Linked DNA regions of Mus musculus: region 2 is linked to region 1. A link is a loop called in an ENCODE intact Hi-C map of the cell type or tissue named here. Cell type or tissue: gastrocnemius. All regions are shown on one strand. Links, peaks and the distances in the headings refer to the core of each region. The heading gives the core; the rest is flanking DNA.

What was found. Peaks named below come from ENCODE experiments on the same cell type or tissue, not always from the same donor. Only the 100,000 strongest peaks of a DNase experiment are listed, where the experiment ranks them.
Region 2: it touches region 1 in a loop (2.2-fold over the local background); 1 of 42 quality-filtered maps calls a loop at or near these places.

The regions. Positions count from the first base shown.
Region 1 is chr2:79,691,462-79,702,147 of GRCm38, forward strand. No RefSeq gene overlaps it. Among named protein-coding and RNA genes, the nearest start is that of Ppp1r1c, 11 kb to the right of the region's middle. In gastrocnemius, for the core only: no CTCF peak of the experiment used is centred there; no DNase peak of the experiment used is centred there; H3K27ac peaks cover 1,567 bases.
Region 2 is chr2:79,742,313-79,752,998 of GRCm38, forward strand. The region is part of intron 2 of Ppp1r1c (protein phosphatase 1, regulatory inhibitor subunit 1C); the gene reads left to right. Among named protein-coding and RNA genes, the nearest start is that of Ppp1r1c, 40 kb to the left of the region's middle. In gastrocnemius, for the core only: no CTCF peak of the experiment used is centred there; a DNase peak (open chromatin) is centred at 5,558; H3K27ac peaks cover 340 bases.

The sequences.
Region 1 (10,686 bases), core at 3,688-8,687:
AAAGCTCTTGCGATCTTTCTGAACCATGTCCATGTTCATGGACATTTACTCACTAGGTCATTAGTTAACAGAAAATTGAGTGGGAACACGAGATGTTCATAAACAACTAAGTTTTTGAGAATTAAGAAGACAGTGGGGCTTGGAAACTTGTCTGGGTTGGTCAGGTGGAAGCATGGGAACCCCAGTTCCGATTCAGCACCCACATAAGAAACCATGTGTATCTGTAACCCTAGCACTGTGTGAAGCAGAGACAAGAAGATTCCTGTGGCTTGCTGGCCATCAGCACAGCTCCAGTTCAGTAATGGATTCTGTCTCAAAGGAATAATATAGAGAGGTGTAGAGCAGAAAACCTAATATCCTCTGGCCTCAGTGAGCAAATAGGCACAGACCTATGCAACTACATACAGTCACATACACTGTGAATTCATATTCTACACTCACAAAACACACATAGACACACATAAACATAGACAATATGAGCAGAGAGATACATATGCACACAAACACACAGGCACAAATAAACCTGTACATATACATACACACAAACACAGGCATACATATACACATAAATAGACACAGATATACATAGAGACACACAAAGACACATACACATGCAAACACACAGGCACATATACACACATGTGAGCACACACATACAAACATACAAAAAAATAAAATAATGATCTCTAGTTCTAGCATGCTCGCCTTGGCACCCCTCATATATTGTACAGGATTTGGCTTGTCTAGTCTGTGCATGTTTTGTGTTTATGAATTTTTTTGGTTTTCCTCATTTTCTTTGCATTACAGTTTTTTTTTGCTAATTTTGATTACCATCCACTGAATATACTATTTATCATGTAAAATGTCAATTTAAGACTATGTTAGACACCACAAGTAAACTGAAATTGTGAGCTATAGAGTTGAAGTATATTATTTTTGAAATTTCCATGTGAAATATTACATAATTTTATGTTTATTCGCATTCTCTGTAATTATTTCTGAAGCCCATGCTGCCAGCTGTTCATATTGTTAAATGTTAAAATAGATAGTGAGGGGGAAAGAGGCAGAGAAAGGAAAGCCTTCTGTGGCACCAGCATGCTTTCCAACTGTGAGCTCCCATCCAGCAAGCTCTCAATGCATGGAGCCATCTGGGTTTCATCAAGGAGATGGAGAAAGTCTCCTGTTCTCCACCACCTCACGATGATTGCAAGTCCCTTTGATCTATTAAATCATAATACATTCATCTCACTGTCCATAAAGAGAATTGATGAATATTCATCGTTCCACAGTTAGTTCTCAATGAAGTTCATCAAGTTGAATTTTATTTTAAGCAAAACTCTTTCTGTCTTGGGGATGGAGCACTCTCTGTATACACTGTCCTAGTATGAACTTGGCGGGGAGAACAGTGAGTGAATGATGCCCGTGAGGTCAGAACAAGCACAGATATAGACTGTTCAAGAACTTTAGAACTCTTTGTGGTAACTTGATCCAACCCAAAAACCAGAGGTAACAGTAGTTAGTGCTCTTATTACAATCAACTTTGCCTGCTTTTTAGTTTCTTATGAATAGATCATACAAGATGTGTTGGTTTGAGTGAGAATGGCCTCCATTGACTAGGTTTTTTAATTTTGTTTTGTTTTGTTTTTCGAGACAGAGATGTATACAGATGTATACAGATGAGACAGAGATGTATACAGAGATGTATGCAGAGATGTATACAGATGTATACAGAGATGTATAGACCAGGCTGGCCTCGAACTCAGAAATCCGCCTTCCTCTGCCTCCTGAGTGCTGAGATTAATGGTGTGCGCCACCACGGCCGGCTTCATTGACTCGCATATTTGAATATTTTGTCACCAATTAGTGGACTGTTCGGGAAAGATCATGAGGTGTGTCCTTGTTGGAGTGGGTATAGCCTTGTTGGACAACGTGTGTCATTGGGAATGAACTTTGAGTTTTCAAAAGTCCACACGAGGTCCAATTTCTTTCTGTCTGTCTGCTGCCTGTGGATCAGGATATAAAGCTCTGAGCTACTGCTCCAGTGCCATGCTTGTCTGCCATAATTCTCATTGATTAACCCTCTGAAACTATAAACACACCCTCGATTAAATGCTTTCTTTTGTAAGAGTTGCCTTGGTCATGAAATATCCTCATATCAACTGAACAGTAACTAAGACAATATATATTCTTCTTGTTTTGGGTATTTAGTAATAAACCATGCTCCCCCCCCCCACTCCCCGCTCGTAAATATTCCTTTACAGTTGTTTCACAAGTTTATTGCTGATAAACATTTGTCCTGTTTCCAGTTTTGTGCTGTGATGAGAAATGTTAAATTCCTTGTGAGGGTGGGGGTGGGGCAAACATACCTGATAGTAGAATTGGTTATTTTACATGTTATTCAGGTGTTGTCTTATAGCTTCCTCAAGTAATAGTAACATTTTAGCTCCCACTAGCATTAAAGAATTTCAGTATTCTATAACCTTCATTATTATTCCATATTATTAATGAAATGATTAGGTTTGTTTCTTAAATTACATGTGAATTCAACACTCAGAAAACTTTTGTTAGAAACTTCCCTTAAATCTAGAACTCTCTCTCTTCTCCCCCTCTCTCTCTTCCCTCTCTCTCTTCTCCCTCTCTCTCTTCTCCCTCTCTCTCTTCTCCCTCTCTCTCTTTTCCCTCTCTCTCTTCTCCCTCTCTCCTCTCTGCTCTCTCTCTCTCTCTCTTTCCCTACACACACACACACACACACACACAAGGAGATCTAACTAACTTTTATTTATTCTACTGATCAATTTTACTTTTACTTTTAAGCCACCTGGATCCAAAGCAAAAGAATCTCTCTTGCATTTTGTACTCTTACTCGTCAAGAATTGTTCTGGAAAACTCAAACTTTAGTAGTATGCAACTTAGTACTATGGAATTATATATGCCCATTAAGATTTTTATTAGGTTAACTAGTCCCAAGAGCTCTTTTGGAGCTTGCACATGGGGAGTAGGGGTTGGATATAGCTATTCAGATGCCATCAACTGAAAACTACTCGTCTCCTATAGTGGAAACACAATCTCTACTACTGAGTGCTCAGTTTGGGAAGGAATATGCATAGAACTGGAATGGAGAAGGGACCTTCACCTAGCAAGTGAGATCAGCTATCCATTCTGGCCATGGGAGCCGTGCGGGGAGCCTCGCCGATGTTATAGCTGGATCATGATAGTCTTGCCATAGCACTTTCTGGTTCCAATTTAAGACTGGGGTGGCCTGACAAAAGTATATGGAAATATTTTAATATACATAAATGTAAAGAATAAGAACGGATCATTTTAGTGTCTACTGGGGGGGGGGGGAAGAAACCACATTTTAGGTTAAATATAGAATTTTAAAAATAGGTATAATTTTTCTATAGACCTAATAACAGGCAGGATGGAACAGACTGTTACTCAAGGACCTGTAATTTAAGAACGATTTGAGCAGTGTGCCCGTCTTTCCAAACCAATTTGATTATGCGGTATATTATTTAACTAGTCTGATTTTTATCTTTTAAAGGCTTTGGGTTTCTTGGTAGTAAGTTTATTATGGTTTTGATTTATGGAGTCATAATTAGAAGCCATCATTTGAGGCTCCAAAAATCTAAATGAAAATTAGCTTTATAATGGCAAATTTATTCAACTACATGATTTTTGGGGGGGGGGGGTAACTTTTCTCCTTATAAAGACTTTTGAAAAATAAAAGATTAATATTGCCCTAAAAATCTGTATATAACTAACAAGAAACATTTAACCGGAGTTTTTATCTGGCGAATCTTTTAGTATCATTTAATGCCTTATCAGAGATTTATAGACATAGCAATAAAGTAAGTCACAGGGAAATTGTGGTTGAAATAAAGAAGGAACTAAGGACTACAGGACAAAATGTACACACAGAGCTACTCATAAATTGCAGGGAAGGAATATAAAGGACAGTCCTTTTCAAAGTTCACCAAGGCCCAGTCACACCCGTTTCAGGACAAGCACAAACCATGCATGGCCCCTGTCTGGAGGCACCAGGTGGCTCGATTGATTTCCAATTTTTCATTCAGATCATGTAATTAAGATGAAGAAGAAAAAAAAAAGGTCCTGATAATTTTACAGGAGACATTCTTTCCTCCAAGTAGGAGAGCTGAGGTTCAGCAAGGCATCAGGATCAACCTTCACATCATCCAAAAAGATCTTCAGCTACCGCATCCCTCATTCGTTCCAAACTCTCAGCATCCACCCCTCTCCTAAAATGTTTCCATTGATGGTTTCCATTAACAGAAAAGTCAAACCTATCTCTCCCTTGATTCCTTCTTTATGATTTTTTTTTTTTAGTTTTGTGTTTCTATTTCCACTCTCTCCATTTGCTGAATCAGACAATGGGGAGTTATAGAACTACTGTGTTCTTATGGAGGACATGTACACTGATATAAATTTGTGAGAATTAACAACAAGATAATGCTAGCCTTCTGTCTGTCCTATTGGACTTTCAAAACCTGTTGAGATGAATTACTATGATAAAAATATTTTAGTACTACACACCCACACCCACCCACCCACACCCACATGCACGCAATCATGCATGCACGCACGCATGCACGCACGCACGCACGCACGCACGCACGCAATGTCCAAGCTTGTACTGAAGACAAGGAATCAGTGGTTCCCCTTTTCGTTCCCTCCTTGTTGTTCTAAGACAGCTCAGGCTCTTAGGCTCTACTTCCTGTTTCTCCAGACCCTGCCCACACGAGGGACTTCCCAAGGGAAAGAAATACATTGTCTAAAAGCTGTGTGTGTGTGTGTGTGAATATATATGCCATGTGTATATAAATTATATGTAATAAGAAAGAGCTCAGCAGAACAAAATTTTTGATGTATAATAATGGAAGCTAAGTTGTAGATAGAACCATCTTTTTTTGGAGGAGTTAGAAAAGAGAATTGTAGGAGAAGTTGCTATTTTGTCAAACCTGCCTTTCTCAAAAGAAGCAGTGAAGAACAACAGCGCATAATGATGAAGACAGGAGAAGACCCTCGCCGCAACGCTCTGGACCTCACTTGATACCTAGTTCAGGAACATTTGGCGGCAGCAGGGGTTGCCTAGGATAAACCCTAGAGGATTGTTTAATATACATGGGAGATTCCTTCCCTTGGAGAGTCCCTCGTGTGTGGGCAGGGTCTGGAGAGTCAGGAAGGGGAGCATGAGCCGTCATCAAACAGCAAAGAGGGAACTCAAATAGGGAAGCACTGCTTCCCCCTGTTCTCAGGACAAGATCGGACAGCTTTGAAATGGGGTTGACTTAACAACTGACATACAACCAGGAGGGCCTGCGATCCAGACCCTAAATAAAGTTATTTGTGTGAAAAGTTTCCTCAACTTGATCCTGCTCCTAAATACCCAAGGACAGCCTCTATTTTCAAACATGTATATTCACTTAGTAAGAGAGTAGAATCTATCTGATGAGATCTATTCTAATGATATTGCGTGAGGAGCATGCTCAGTGTAAGTATAAATAGCAATCTCAAACCACAAGGTTACTGAAAAAGTTCAGGATGAAATGAGTCATCTAAAATATTGGGAAAATCCAAAGTGTTTTAGAAGCTTGAATAGAAAACTGCCACCCACATCCATACACACCCTAGCGTAATTTGAGAATGTTAAGGGAAAATACACTGAATGTTTCTCAGGAGATCAGACCTTTCATGACAGCTTTCTCTGAAATGAAATCAGTAGTCCTAGATTTTATTTAGCAGTAGAGAATTATCAAAGTTCAAAAAACAAAAATTCTGAAACTTGTAGCATTTCATTCAATCGAACTAACTCATGTAGAAGGGCAAAAAACATTCTAGAAATGCACAGGCTTAAGAGAGTTTACTAGCCATGAGCCATTACTAAAAGCTTATGAAATGGTACATTTTGGTGGACAGACTGAATCCAAGACAAAGTATTCTATTGAAACAATAGTGGCTATGTAGAAAGAGGTGATGTTGTCATGACAGACGAGTAATCAGTACAAGGACATGCTTAGCATCTTACTTTCTTGGGATTGGATGTAAACATCCATGTATATCCATCAATAACAGTAAATATTAATAATTAGTTTCATGTGTATATGTTCATATATGTGGGTGCACACGTGTGTGGGTACCTGTGTGTACATGTATGCATAGTCATGAAGAGGTGAGAGGCCAATCACCTTGGTTTTTATTCTATCTTTAGTTTGAGACTGGGTTACTCAGTGGTCTGAAATTTTGCCAAATATGCTAGATTATCTTACCATTGATTTCCAAGGGTCCATCTTCACCTGCCCTTATCACCAACACTCGGATCACAAGTGGGCGCCACTGGGCACAGCCTTTTCTGTGGTGTCTGGGCATCCAGACTCAGGCTTTTATGTTTGAGAGGCAAGTGCTCTACTGCCTAAGCCTTTGCTCCTGCCCCCAAATTACTTTTCAACTGGGAAAAACAAAAACTAAAACATGTATGAGCACACTCCTGTGAAAGCTTAGAAGACGACTTAACAAACTACTTGGAGAATTCCGAGATGACAGCATAGGAGAAGGAGCCGCTGAGCACAGAACTAAAAGAAGAGGTGGCTGTTGCATTGGACGAGAGGGATGGAAGGATTCTCCAAACAAAGAACTGATGTCTAAAGACTATAGCATTGCGAAAGGCCTTTGGTTACTCAAAGTAAAGTTCAGTAGTGACTGAGGAGCACATGGTTTGTGAAACGCCTAGAAAATAACATTTTATTTTTATTTTCTCCAAAGTACCAAGGAAGAATGTCAGTTGATTTTCTTATCACGTTTTCTTAAGTACCCACACCTATCATCACTTTCACCTCATGACTCATTCTTGGAAAATAAGGCTCAGCACATTCTGGCCTGTCAGAAGTTTCACAGTCTTTCTACTGAGAGACTGCCTTGCTTCCAAGAACCTCATGCATATATTGCATAAGAGGACAATGAGTCATATGTTAATTTATCTGCTTTAAAACTAGGTGATTGGAAAACCATAAAAAAGGGATGAATATTTTAAAATATCTTAAAGCAGAAACTCTGAGATGACACTAGGGATCTTGACAACACATGGCTGGGAGATAAATCAAGAAGCACTTGTGACTTATTGCCCAGACCAGAATCCTGACAAGCCAACTAGATGAGAAACAGGCAAATGTCCTCAGACATCCAATACAGGTTTCATGTTCTTACGAAGAAGGCAGCTGCTTTTGCTAGAAGTGACTCATGCTAATCAGTAAATTATTCTACTTCTTAATGCTCCATTACTTAAGATCATGTGTGGACGTGAAGAAGCCTAGGCACTGCATGGAAATGCAGACAATCTGCTCCAGCAGAGCTCCTATTTCAGAGTCTACTCAGAGCCAGAGACTGCTGAATTACAACATGAAACCAAATAGTGTAAACCATGTTTTAGTCATTTGACATTAATTTCAGAATTTTCAGATGCATTTAATATTTCCTTTTTTGGATTAATCGATATCCCATCATTGCTAGCAATGTTCCTTTTTTATTAATGAAGTTAGTTCTTTAACAATTTTATGGCTGTATATCATGCATTCTAGACAGTATTCTGGTCCTACCCTTTCTTATCTCCCTTCTAGCCCCAACCTGTGGCTTTCTTGACTTTTGGTATGGTTTTGTGATTATAAAAGTGCTCATGTGTTTAAGTAAAGTTGCAAACGGGAGGACAAACACTTTACAAGGCAGTTGTGCATGTAAATGAACTGGGTAAGGCAAAAGAACCCTTTATAATGATATTTTTTTAAATGCATACAAGTACCATATGGACTGGGAAAATCATATTTAGGTATATGTGTATATACGTATATATGTGTATATATGTATGTATATATATAAATTGTCAATAAAAGAAAGGTCATGAATTTGAAATAGAGCAAAGGGAGCTGCATGGGAGGGGTTTGGGAGGAAAGGGAGGGGAAATTGATGTCATTGAAATCTTAAAAATAGCCAGGCATGGTTTTAATCCCAGCACTCGGGAGGCAGAGGCAGGTGGATTTCTGAGTTCGAGGCCAGCCTGGTCTACAAAGTGAGTTCCAGGACAGCCAGAGCTATACAGAGAAACCCTGTCTCAAAAAAAATCTTAAAAATAAAAAGTTACTATTAAAAAAGACAAAGTGATGGATGTTTGTATCAATTGGAAGTTAACAATTTTCTGAGTTATATAGAAAACAAGTTATCTTTTTATTGACAAAGTAGGCCTTTCTACGCCAATAAGGGCACAGAAACAATTCTCTACTTTATACAGAGATGGCCTAATAAAAAATAATTTCTCTAAAAGGTAAACATATATGCAGTATAAATATAGTGTTCATCTGATGAATCACATGAATGACATCAGGGTTGAATTTAATATTTAGGGTAATAGATGTATGTAGCAACAATTAAATAAAAGAGGCCAGGAATTTTAAAGAGAACAGGAGAGTACATGGGAGGGTTAGGAGGGACAAAAAAATTAGTAAAACAATGTAATTATATTATGATTTCAAAAATACAAGCAACATTGTACACATTGTACATTCCCCCCCTCAAAGTGACATGTATTTTAAAAATTCTTCACTTTATTAGGAGTACAGTATTTTCTTGTCTTATTTAATCATTTAAAACAGTCTTGTCTAAGGAAAGATCCAGAAATGCTTTTACAGATACCTGCAAAAAATTAACCAAAGTGCTTAAAAGTCTGTCAAAGTTTTGATAGTTATCATATTGTGTCAGACGTCAATCACATGGTGTAACAGGTCAATGACTATAAATGACTTACAAAACTGCTTTGACAAGTCTTGTGTGTAGTGGTGGAGGCCATTTGTTTCTTTATGGGGTTTGATGGGATTTTTTAAAGAACTATCTGGAGATAATATACTAGCTGAAGGAGTAACTCACTGTCCATTTGTTTTTTCCAACAACGTTTTGTCTACCATCTAATTTTGAAAGATATTTAAAAGGTAAGGCTGAGAACAACTTTAGGAGACCATGTCACTGAATTCTCCTTTATTAGTGTTGCTATCATACGGCTCACTGTCCTGAAGTCATTAGTGATGTATGATGTTATTGTCAGGGTATCTTCTGAGTAGAGTGGAAGTTGCTTAAGGATAACTTCATCTTCTAACTACTTTGATTCCCTTGTCTTTGATTCTGTTTTAATTTTGTAAATTATATAGTTGCATACATAACAAAAGTAGAAACCATGTGTTGAACTTCCTATCAGATCTTAGAAAAGTACCAAAGCACTAAATGAATTTTAAAAATGGCTATTTAGAAGGAAACCACAAGCTTGCTGGTCTGCTCTGACAAGAATGCATGGGCAGTCTGTAACATGCACCCAGTGCATGAGCCTCTCTGTTAGGCCTTCCTTGCTGTGATAGATTGAACCCTGAAAACCATGAGCTAAATATAGATTTTTTTCTCTTTTAAGTTATTTCTATTTGGTATCATGGTCATAGCAATACAAAAGGAACTGATGTAAAATACTAGTGCCATAGATGTGGAGGACATTGCTCTGATCAAACCAAGCAATGTAGCTCTTTCTTGTGGAAGAAATCTAAGAGAGCTTGGGTTTGCAGGCTAGAGAAATCTGAGAAGGCTGTGAACAGGGTTGAATGTCTGATTCTGATGGATCTCAAGAGAAGACAATGCTTACAGAAATGGAAGCAATTAAAGACAGACTAATGATCTTTCAAATGGGGGAACTCTATCTTGGTGTAGATCTTAAACGTTCATGCCAGAGTTTGTCAAATAATTTGTTTATGCACTGTGCATATCCTAAAATTGTGACTGAGCCAGAAATAAGAAGGAATGGATTGATAATTTGTCAGAAGATTTAAGACAGCTAAACTCTCAGGCTGTGGAATTGATATAGCTGGCTGCTTTGGGCCAGATATGCAGTGATAATCAGGGACAAAAGTGGAGCAGAGATTGATAAATATTGCTGTTTATGTGGAAAATGAGCACAGGTGGGTTCAGCACTGTGGCCAAAGGACTGCAGTTGTCATAGAGGCTGTTGCTGTTAAAAAGCCCCAAGTTATTTTCATTGCAACAATAAAAAAATAAAAAATAAAAAAAAGGCTTTGATGGAATTTCAGGAAATGAGAAGCCATCACTCGTTGCAGGCTACAGGATTCAAAGCTTCAAGTTCATCTAAAAGACTGGCCTATGAGGAGACTACCTGAAGGAGGTATTTTTCCATGTTTAACCACACAGGCACTTAGAAGCTGCTACAGTATTCGTTCACAAGACCCCATCTACTGACTAAGCTGGAATCAATCGTGTGCATTGTTCATGAGATACCCAATTTGCATGCATGTGAAACAACACAAGAGTCATGGAGTCATAGAGTCTAGTACAAAGATTCCAAAGAGCATCCTGGGAAGCCAGATAATGTGTAGCAGAAATGGATTCCCTGTGTGGTTCTCCTGACTAAAGTAAAACATAAAACCACAATTACCAGTGAAGTGTCAGAAAGAAACCCCAGGATGATAGAGATGCTGGGAAAATGTAAACTGCCAGAAAAAAAAAGCACTAAATGGGCACATCTCAAGAGAGACTATGTTGTCTGAAAACAGTAAGACCAATGGGGTGAGGACTCCAAATTTGTTAAAACTCAGAGGATGTCACCATGTCCTCCAAAATACTGGTCATAGA
Region 2 (10,686 bases), core at 2,727-7,726, 50 kb after region 1:
AGTATATCCAGGCACCCAGAAGCAAAGCATAGTATTTTCAAAGTATTCAAAACAGGAAAAGTGTAATTCCCCCACAATTGATAGTTTGTTAATAAAGGAAATGAGATGTTTTTTTTTTGGTTCTATCCTTTCTGATTTGGCCTTAAGTTCCTATTACCAAGACCAGTAGAGTTTGGTACCCAGTCTTGTTTGTGTGGGAAGGGATGGAAGGATTGAGAGAGTATACTATCTACCATGTCCACAACAGTCTGATAGGAATCTGAATTCACTCACCTTTATTCCTTCCCATCTGGCTGGCTTTATAGAGTTTATTATATAAATGAATGCATGCTTGATGACAAGATGGTGATTTCTCTACAAAGTTAGGTCTTACATTTAAGTGCCTAAGTAAAAATTCTTTTTCTCATTTCCACAACCCTAAGTCACTGTTCAACTTAGTTTTCATAGAATAAATATCTAGTTAGTCATACAAGTGCCTTAATATTAAAAAAAATTGCTGTGAGGAATTATGAATATTTTTTTCTGTAAAAACTTTACTTCCTGGCATTCTTACTGCCAATTCTAAATCCCCTAGGGGGAAGAAAGCTTAGTTTGTTTCCAAGCCCAGAATGGTTTCACTGTAGGAATCCATAATATGTTCACTCGTTTTATTATGCCTTTGATCCATTTTCCCAATTTGGGGGTGAGGAAGCAATCACACACAAAGACTGTGATTTTAAAATGGAAAATAATTTTGAATTATAATACATTCTGCAGCTCACAAGTTGTTAACCACACAAGTGAGCAGTAGGACTCCACTGTAAGCATCTTAATATTTTATTCTCCTTTCAATATTTTTCTCCAGATTTGTTAAAATTTGAACTTATTTGTTATTCTCTCATACTTTACCCTCCAACTGCAGTTTCCCCTCCTTCCTTTCTTCCCAGTCCTTCTCCTCTACCTCCCCTCTCCCTGAGATTCACTTCTCTTCTGATTTTCTTCAACAAAGAACAGGCCTCCCAGGGATATCAACCAAACATGGCATAAACAAATTACAATAAGACTAGGCACAAACCTCTTCTTAAGGTTTGATGAGGCAACCCAGGAGGAGGAAAGGGACACAAGAGCAGGCAAAAGAGTCAGAGACAGCTCCTTATCCCACTGTTAGGAGTCCCACAAGAGCACCAAGACACACAACCATAGCATAGATGCAGAGGACCTAGGTCCAATCCATACAGATTCCCTGATTGTTGCTTCAATCTCTGTGAGCCCCTATGAGCCACGCTTATTTGATTCAGTGGACCATGTTGTCCTGGTGTTCTTGACCCCTCTGGTTCCCATATTCCTTCTCCTCTTCCATGAAGTTCTCCAACCTCCACCTAATGTTTGACTCTGGGTCTCTGCATCTGCTCCTATCAGTTGCTGGATGAAGTCTCTCTGATGGCTATTAAGTTAGGTTCTGGTCTACAAGTATAGCAAAATCATTTTGTTGACTTTAGGCTGGGATATCCAGCCTCTGGTTTCTGGTCCTCCAGGGAATGTCAAGCATGGGCTTCCTCTTGTGGTCTGGGTCACAAGCTAGGCCAGTCATTTGTTGGCCACTCCCACAAGCACATCTTTAGTGGTGCCACCTTTACTCAAGCCCATCTTGCAGACAAGACAAACAGGTTGAAGGTTCTGTGGCTGGATTTGTGTGGATTTCCAGTGGAAGCCTTGCCCGGTTACAGAGGGTTTTTGTTTTTTTGGGTTGTTGTTGTTGTTGTTTGGTTGGTTTTGTTTTTGTTTTTGTTTTTAAATTTCAAACTTTAATTCTTGTTGATGATTCAAACCTGGAAAGGTAGATTTAGACAGACTCAGGAGCAAAGTGAAAACTCATCATTCATTTACATAGGCTGAAAACCTAGAAAATAATATGCAAGGGAAGAAGATCAGGTAATTAGTTTAACTGCCTAAGGCTGAATACACAAAGGTGAGAGCTAATCCCAGGGAATGAAAGGAACAGTTGACTGCCCTGGCTGAATGGGAAAGGCCTCTGACTCAGCCTTCCAGGGCAACAACAGAGCCATGCAGACCAATAAGCTGACTAAGCATGTTCTGCACTGTGTTATACCTGTCCTCCATTCTCCCAGGAACTGGATCTCGTTACAGTTGAGCCCATTTTCTGGTCATACCTGGTTAAGTGTGCTAGGTCTATGGTAATTTTGTAGTACGTAGAGTTTAGTTGACAGTGTGTTCTTTTCATGCGATGTGTGGTTTTTTGTCGGTCTTGTTCCATATTTTCCAATTATGGATTTCTGGTGGTCTGAGCCAAGATGTTTTTTTCCTCTACTATTCTTATGCCTTCTGGTCTCCTACTCATCAGGAGCACAGGATGCAATGCTCAGTACCTATGCCCATGTTCAACTGTGCTATTTGGACTAGTTAACAATATCCATTATAAAGGACTTGTAGAACTAGAATAAAAGTATTCATTATTTTAAAATTGGAATATCAGTAGAACTGACCAATTCTTGACAATGGTTTGATGAAATTCAAACATATACTATTCCAGGGCACAGGTCAAATCTGCAGTGCAAGTGATTAGCTTTGAAGTATCTGGAATGATGGCCTGGAAAGAGTGATTGTGTGAAAGTGGTTTATTTGGGGTGTAATCCTAAAAAGCAAGAGAGAGCAAGACAGAGAAGAGAAAGACACTAGCGATTTCATTGGTGTTGAATGAAGGCTTTATTATGCTGAGAGGATATGAGAAGCATACAGGATGTCGTACTGGAGTTATTGAACTGAAGAAATGGAGGGTGGTCATCACATTGACTGGCTTCCTTTTTAAGAGCAGGTGCTTAAAGATCTCGTCTATTGGCTCCAGTCCTCTGTTGGCTACAGATCGTCCTAGGAGAATTCACTCTGCCTGTATGTGGTTCTTTTAGAGGCAGGGTTCTCTCAGAAGAAAGGAAAGATGCATGAGTTTGCCATGAACAAGCGCATGGGTTCTTTTACTTAAATAACAGAATTATAATGCCTGTACCTTGATATGGAATGTATTTAGTTCTCAGTGTCATTGCAAAACAACTCTTATCCCAAAAGCAAAAGGAGATATTTTACTCCTGAGCCAAACACGAGTGATCATGCCTGCTCTTGGAACATGGCTCTTTAAGATTGCCCAAATACCACATTTTAATGTGGAAACAGTTTTATAGTTATAGGGCAGGAAAAAAGTCATAAATAAAGGAATGTTTCAATCTGTGGATCATAACATCAGGTAGATGGGTTACAACACAGCGGGAAATTTCTGCTATAGGTTTCAGATGCTGTGTGATGGCAGCCTTGGCCTTTGCAGTGATAGAAGAGCTAGATTTGTTAATACAGTTCAAAAAGTTCCACATGATGGGGTATTAGGGCCAACAGAGAGAAGCTTAGTGAAGCAGTGAATAGCTATTAGTAAGACTGAAGAAATCTCTACATTATTTTGTTCTGGATCTGCAACATTTGGCTCTACAATTCCAGAATTCTGAGCTTTGTGGAATCTTTAAAATAGGTATGCCTTTTTCTCCTGAGAACCTTAGTTCATACTAGCTTTTAAGATGGGGTGTCACAATGTCAAATGAGGCAAATGACAAGTCACATCAACAATGCTGAGGAACTGGAAAATATGAACTGAAGAAGAAGTAGGGGCATCGACCCTGTTAACTGGAGATAAATCAAAAGGTTGTTTTGTTTTGTTTTCAAATGTTTAATTTTAGCCATTATAAAAATCTGGAGCAGGTTGAAAGGTATAAGTGACAAGAAATAATTTTTTAAAAAATGAAAATAAAAATTTTTATATTTATATTAAGACATTTTCTTTGACCTTAAAAGTGTGTAGGCAACACAGGACAATAGACAAAAATGTGAAAAGAAAATGAGTGTTAAGGACAATGGCCAAGTACCAGAAAAGCAGAACACACTGCTCAGCACTTTTCTTTCAATTTAATATTCATAGAGTTAGACTTGGAGGAATGTGAGATGTGTTTGGTCAACCACTTTATGTTCAGATTCATGTGTGTGGAAGTAAATTTGGTCCATCTGTTCTTAAATTATTTTTCTTGAACCGCTAACATTTTATTTAGCAAGAACTGATTTCCAAGGAGTCTTATGACACCCATGACCTTCTGCCAAGCTTGCTCCAAAGATCCGAAGCATGGCTGTGATGTGCTGAAATGTAAAGTAAGCAGGAAGACAGGCTAAAGCATTTGATTAACATACTACAATGTCTGAGCATTGGTAGGGGCACCCATATTTTTTATCACATACAAGGCCAGGTATGATATATAAATGATCCGTGTAGATGGCAGATGCCACATAGAAGCTTTGAGCATGTACCACATATTCAGAAAGAGAGTGCTGGCCCCAAGCAGATTCAGGTGTACTCTGGGGAATGACTCTCCATGTGGGTCAATAGTGAAGCTGCCAGTCTCCCTGGTGGGTACTCTTGTCCCTTTATGGGCCCAGCTCTTTTTTAGCCTTCCCTTAAACTGTGTGGTTATGCAAGCAGGTTTCCCACCAAGCCCTTTTTTTTCTACCTCTCATCCTTTGTCTTAGCTCTATCTTCTCATTCTGTCTTCCTCTTGGCTTTCAGTCCTGGGCATGGCTGTTTCTGGATTTTCTCCACTTCTATAATCAACAATCACCTCAAACCCAACAATTTTATGAAAACTCAAAATCGGATCCAGATACTGGATGTGATCTTTAAGCTCTGTCTTTTGTTGCTGGTCCCTGTATCCCCACCCATCCAGTCAGTAGGCAAAGCTTGGCGGTTCTTCCTCATAAATGTTTCTCCAGCCTGGTTCAGTGATTCATCACGGGTTCATCACCCATTGCCTGAGTACTGCCATCATATCCTAACTGGATGGCTTCTGCGGGCCAGTGACCATCTACTTCTTATGATAATTTCTTAAAAGAGAATTCTGATCATTGATTTTTTTTCCCTCTGCATCTATCTTCTTTCCTTTCCTTCATCCTCTTTCTCTGTCTCCTTTTGGAGAATCACCAAAAATCTTTTTGGGGTAATCTACCAATATAGCAATATTAACCATTTTCTCATGCTGTACTTTAGGGTTTTTTTTTTTAGAGTCATTTAATCTACACAATTGAAACTTTGTACACTTTGTCCTGCCTCTTCTTCATAAATCTTAAAAGCATCATGCTACCTATGAGGTATCTTTTCTCTGTTTTCATGTGTATATGGAGGGTATGTATGTGTGTGGTCACATACATGTAGGTGTGCATATAGATTCTATTTATGAGTTGTAGCCCCCAAAATTGTTCATCAATTCAAATTTAGAAATAGAGATTAGAAGTTTAACCTGGAAATTCATGACAAGAAATAAAATGTATAATAAATAAAAAGTATTTGTGAATTTGCTTGTATGTTATCTTCTCTAGAAATGGAAAGTGATTACGCTTTATGAAGATCTCAAGGAAGGTTCAGTAAGTCACTGGCAGTGTTGGCAACCTGTTGGGGAAAAGAGGAAGCCTTTCTCTGGCCTAGAAACAGAAATCATTATCCAAATGCACTGTCCCATGTCTCATAGGGAAAGCGGGTGTTTGCCAAGTGCCACCATCTCCATCCCCAATGCTGGCCTGCTCAGTCACTTTCACTCACAGCCAGCCAGTGGACTTCATTTGGGAATTCTGTTAAAAATAAATAGTGCTGTGCTATTTTAAGTAAAAGGCAGATAAAATGGTAATGATTCAAAATGTCTAAAACCACAATTACTCAAATTATGACTATTTGGAAGAAAATATAGCTAAAAATGACACAAAATGCAGTATTGAATGATGTTGAATTCTTATTTATAACTACTCCATTGATTTTTCTACATTTCCCAGAACATCAGACATCAGAGAATTGTCTTTATATTGATATATTACATTAATGTAAAAATCTATATTTTATCATTGATTCTCTCAGTCTATATTTCCAAAGGAAGTTTTTTGTTTGTTTTGTTTTGTTTTGTTTTGTTTTGCGTTTTTTGTGAATTATCATGTTGCAGTTTAAATTGCTACCAACTCAAAGAAAATTATTTTCCTGGAAGAAATGTGGCAAATTCAAACTAATAGTTGCAAAACCAAAACCAACCAACCAAACAAAAACAACAACAACAATAATAATAAATAATAAGGGCCTTAAAGCCCAATGAGATAGAAGATGCAGCAGCCCTTAGGTCCTCCAGTAACTTGAGTGTGGGAGGATATCTAATCCTTAATAAGAGAAGCTAAACTCATAAAAGTCAGGAAGGCTCATGCAAACCTGTTCTGGGGACTTCAGAGACTCCACCTTTTCTGATCTCTGCTCATCTGCTGGAAAGCAGCCACAGAACCTGAGACAGGTGAGCAGGAAGATAATTTGGAGTCATAAGACAACAGTGCTTGAGTGATCTACATCATCTCGAGGGTTTTCTTTGCCGTTTTCTTCTCATTGGTACTGACAGTCTATACAGTACACCTTGGTCTTATTGGGTGGTCCTTAAAATGAGTGATTTTATAGAAGGCTCTGGGGAAATTTGATTTGGTAATGAGATATCTATGATTAAAAATTGGGGGGGGGGGCAAAGCTGGAAGTGGCACTGAAGAGAAAATATGACCGAGTGACTCTTGGCACAGCAGGCTGGAGCTGGGCTTTGCGGTTTATTTTCTCTACATCTCCTTCCCACTGCACATAAATTCACTGCTTTGGTGGTTTCAATTTGTACCCCAGTTGCAAAAAAAAAAAAAAAACCCCAAAAAACCAAAAACGTCTGAGAGCATAGAACATAGAAGAACCCACTGCCTGGTGGCTCAATTCGATGCCCCGAATAACAGGCCTCCAGGAAGGCGGGGCAGGCTTCCAGTCAAAGAGCTAATGACTAAAGCTGGCATTAGGAAGGGAGAGATTTGAGGAAGCTAGTATGAGAGGGGTCACCATAGTTGCCTAAAGAGAGCCCTACTCCACCTAGCCTACTGTGAAGAAGTATCTAGCAGTCAGTTCAGTCCTTTGCATCTTATAATAAATGCAGAGTAGATGTATCCAGGATGCCAAGCATGATTATTCTAAACCACGGTACCAGGACCACAAGGCTGATGACAAACCTAACCACTTCATGTGTGCTCAGCAATGCAACACTGTCCCTATTTGCACTTGGTTGATTCCTATTTAGTACTGGAATCTCACTGTGCTGATCTATCCTGAACTTTCATCCTGAACTTGTAGACGCAAAGCCTTCTGTGGAATCCCTGGTTGTCTCTGTTTTGTATTGTTTAGTCATATGGGTTTAATGGATCATAAGAGCACTAGATGTATTCCTGAGGTCTTTAGAAGGATGTCTCATCTTCAAATGTGTGAAAGGAAATAGAGAATCAGCTAAAGGGCAGCGGTTTAGATTTCTCTGCCATTTTCAGCGATCTGGTGTTAAATTCCTTTAGAGACTGCCAAACATAGCACCAGTCTCCTTGTAATTAAGCCTTTAGGGCACACGTACACATAGACACTCACACAGACACAGACACAGACACACACATATACACACGCATGCACGCACATACACACACACATAGACAAGCATGCATGCACATACACATATAAAACTGTAAGTTGTTTTTTGAAGTGGTACTCATATAAAATAAAACTAATTTTTAGTCATCTTAGCAAAGATCAAAAAATGAGAAGCTAGTGAAAATAGTCAAGGATTTTGGGCATATCCAAGTTTGTTTCTAGCTTGGGTAACTCCACTTCCTAGACAGAAGAATTGGACATAAAACTGAAAGATGTCTTCAGCATTATTACTAGAACTGTGCAAATGAATTTACAGCACACTTTTCTAATCACTAATAATTCAGGAACATATCATCATATTCACAATTCAGAAAGAAATTAGCATATAGAATGAGTGTGAAACATCTTGTGGTCCAGACCATGGATGTGTGAGATCCTCCCCATCGTGTGTGTGTGTGTGTGTGTGTGTGTGTGTGTGTGTGTGTGTGTGTATTGTTTTTCTTAGTTATTCCCTGTCTTATATTGTAAGACTGCCTTTCCCAATGAACCGGGTTAGCTAGGGATCCGCCTATTTCTGCCTCCTTAGTGCTAGGTTACAGACATGCTCTGCTGTGCCCAGCACCCTTGCCTGGGTGCTGAGGATCTGAACTGAACTCAGGTCCTGTTGCTTAGTAACATGCATGTTACACCTGCACCATCTCCTCAATCCTCTCCCATTTCTAGACCAGTGGTTATTAACAGAGGGCTCACAACCCCTTTGGGACCCAGATGATCCTTTCATAGGGGTCACTTATCACATATCCTGCATTTTGGATATTTACATTATGATTCACAACAGTAGCAAAATCAAAATATGAAGTAGTATCAAAATAATTTTATAAATTTATTTTGACCCAAACATAGAATTATATACACAATTATGTATACATATTGTATAGCACATTTATACTATAGAGTGTACATATAACTAAATAGCACATGAGTTTAGGGATCTTCACTGACAAACATAAAAATAATCAGTCAAGAAATTATTATATTCATTCTTTTTAAATCTACATGACTTCTATCATTTACTTCAAGCTTTGTTATTAAAGTATGCAGATTGTACCTTGAAGAATATTCTTGCCTTAGAAGACACTTATACAATGTTACTTAACTATAAATATTACTTGCACACAGGAGCAGGATTACTGACTAGCAGGATAGCTAACTAGAACATCCCCACATCCATTACCATGATGTAAATTTAGACATTCATAACATTTGGGGCTATAAGGGTGTAAGTGTGGTAATCTAGACTGATGACTAATTTATTTCATAAGCTCATGAGATTTGGCATAATTATAAATATTACACATGTTCTTCTATTTTGTGAAAATCTTAAATCATCTACTATAGAATTATAATTTTAATGATACATTTGCTAGAAGTCAATGGTATTAAGTGACTGTGTTTCACAGAAATGTTAGCAATTTAAATAAAAGCTTTAGATTTTATTTCCACTCAGTCTCTCATTTCAGGAATTCATTTTATCATTTTTTAAGGCTCAATTTTAAAGGATTGACTCATGATAGATGATAACACAAGTGGATATCAGTGTAACAGGAAGAAAATAATACTGGAAAAATATGAGTTTTCTTCCTCCTGCTAGGGGAGGAGTGTTTGTCTCTGTTCTCTCTCTCTCTCTCTCTCTCTCTCTCTCTCTCTCTCTCTCTCTCTCTCTCTCTGTGTGTCACTGTCTCTGTCTCACTCTCTGTCTCTCTACCCACCTGTCTCTCTCTGTGTCTCTGTCTCTGTCTTTGTTTTGTCTCTCAGTCTCTGTCTTTGTTTCTGTCTCTCCGTGTCCCTGTCTCTCTCTGTGTCTCTTGCCTTTGTTTCTGTCTCTCTGTCTCTCTGTGCCTCTGTCTCATGTCTTTCTGTCTGTCTCAGTCTGTCTCTGTCTTTTTTCTCTGTCTCTCTCTCTGTCTCTCTCTGTCTCTGTTTTTCTCTGTCTCCCCCACACTGTAGTGTATGTGTATCCCTATCATTGTGAGTTATGCTTAGATAACACAAAGGGAATGCTGTGTCAAGTGACTGTCACTGTTATCTGCTGGTCCTATTATCACACACACACACACACACACACACACATACACACACACTGGTGGTGGTTTTCACGAAGTTCAGCCATATTTTAATGAATTCTGCCTACCTGGGTTATGGTTAGTCATGCTAACTTCTCTCATGCCACCTGATGGTATAATTAATATGGAACCTGACTCCGGTTTAGTGACGTGACATGCCCCTATTTCCAGCAGCATTTCACATCTTGAGGATAGGAAATTAAGTAGCCTATTAGGATTGGCGTATCTATTCCAGTTCCTTAGTAGTCATCCATGGCAGCTTGTCCTTTGCTGCCTGTCTTGTCCTGGATATGTGTGTAGGAGGGATTTTTTTCCCAGTGTAAGTAAAAATTGTGCATTCTTGATACCAGGCTGCAAGTCTTTCTTTCACGCAGGAAGTCACTCTTTGCACAGATACTCTGAAAGTTCCAGCTGCTCTGCCTACTTCTGGATTCCAGAGACACATGGAACCAGTTCCTCACTTATTCCTTTGCGCTTTTGTTTGTTACTTTTAATTTTTCCGGTCCCTAGAGTTGTTTTACCCCCCTCTGACCATGGCTTCATCTTTCTAGTCATTTCTTTTTATGGTTAGCTGGTCACTGCTCTTTCCTTTGAACAGGAAAAGTCTTCAGCACATCATTTTGCAATAAAGGCTCAAGTGACCCTGGTTATCTAAATACATCAGGAGTCTGCACCTTTTGAGTTTAGCCTAAGAAATAGTATATCTCCCCACCAGAGCCTTCTATTTATAAACTAGCTCTGTTCTGCAAGAGATGCCCTGCATAAATCACTCATTTCTTTTTGGTTTTAGTTGGTTCACAAGGCTAATTCTACCAAAGAGTATATTAAATATTACTTTACCATCTTAAATTTTTCATTACATATATGAAAATGTATATAAATTTCATATATATATATATGTATGCATACTTGTACACACACACACACTCCTTGATTTTGATTTCTTTCCAGTCTCAAGAAACTCATAGAGCAAAGTCAAAGATTCTTATATTTCCCCATTCCCTTTTGAATCACTTAGCATGATTATGTTTATGGCATGTGACTACTGAAAGAGCAGAAAATTAAAAGTAAAAACTC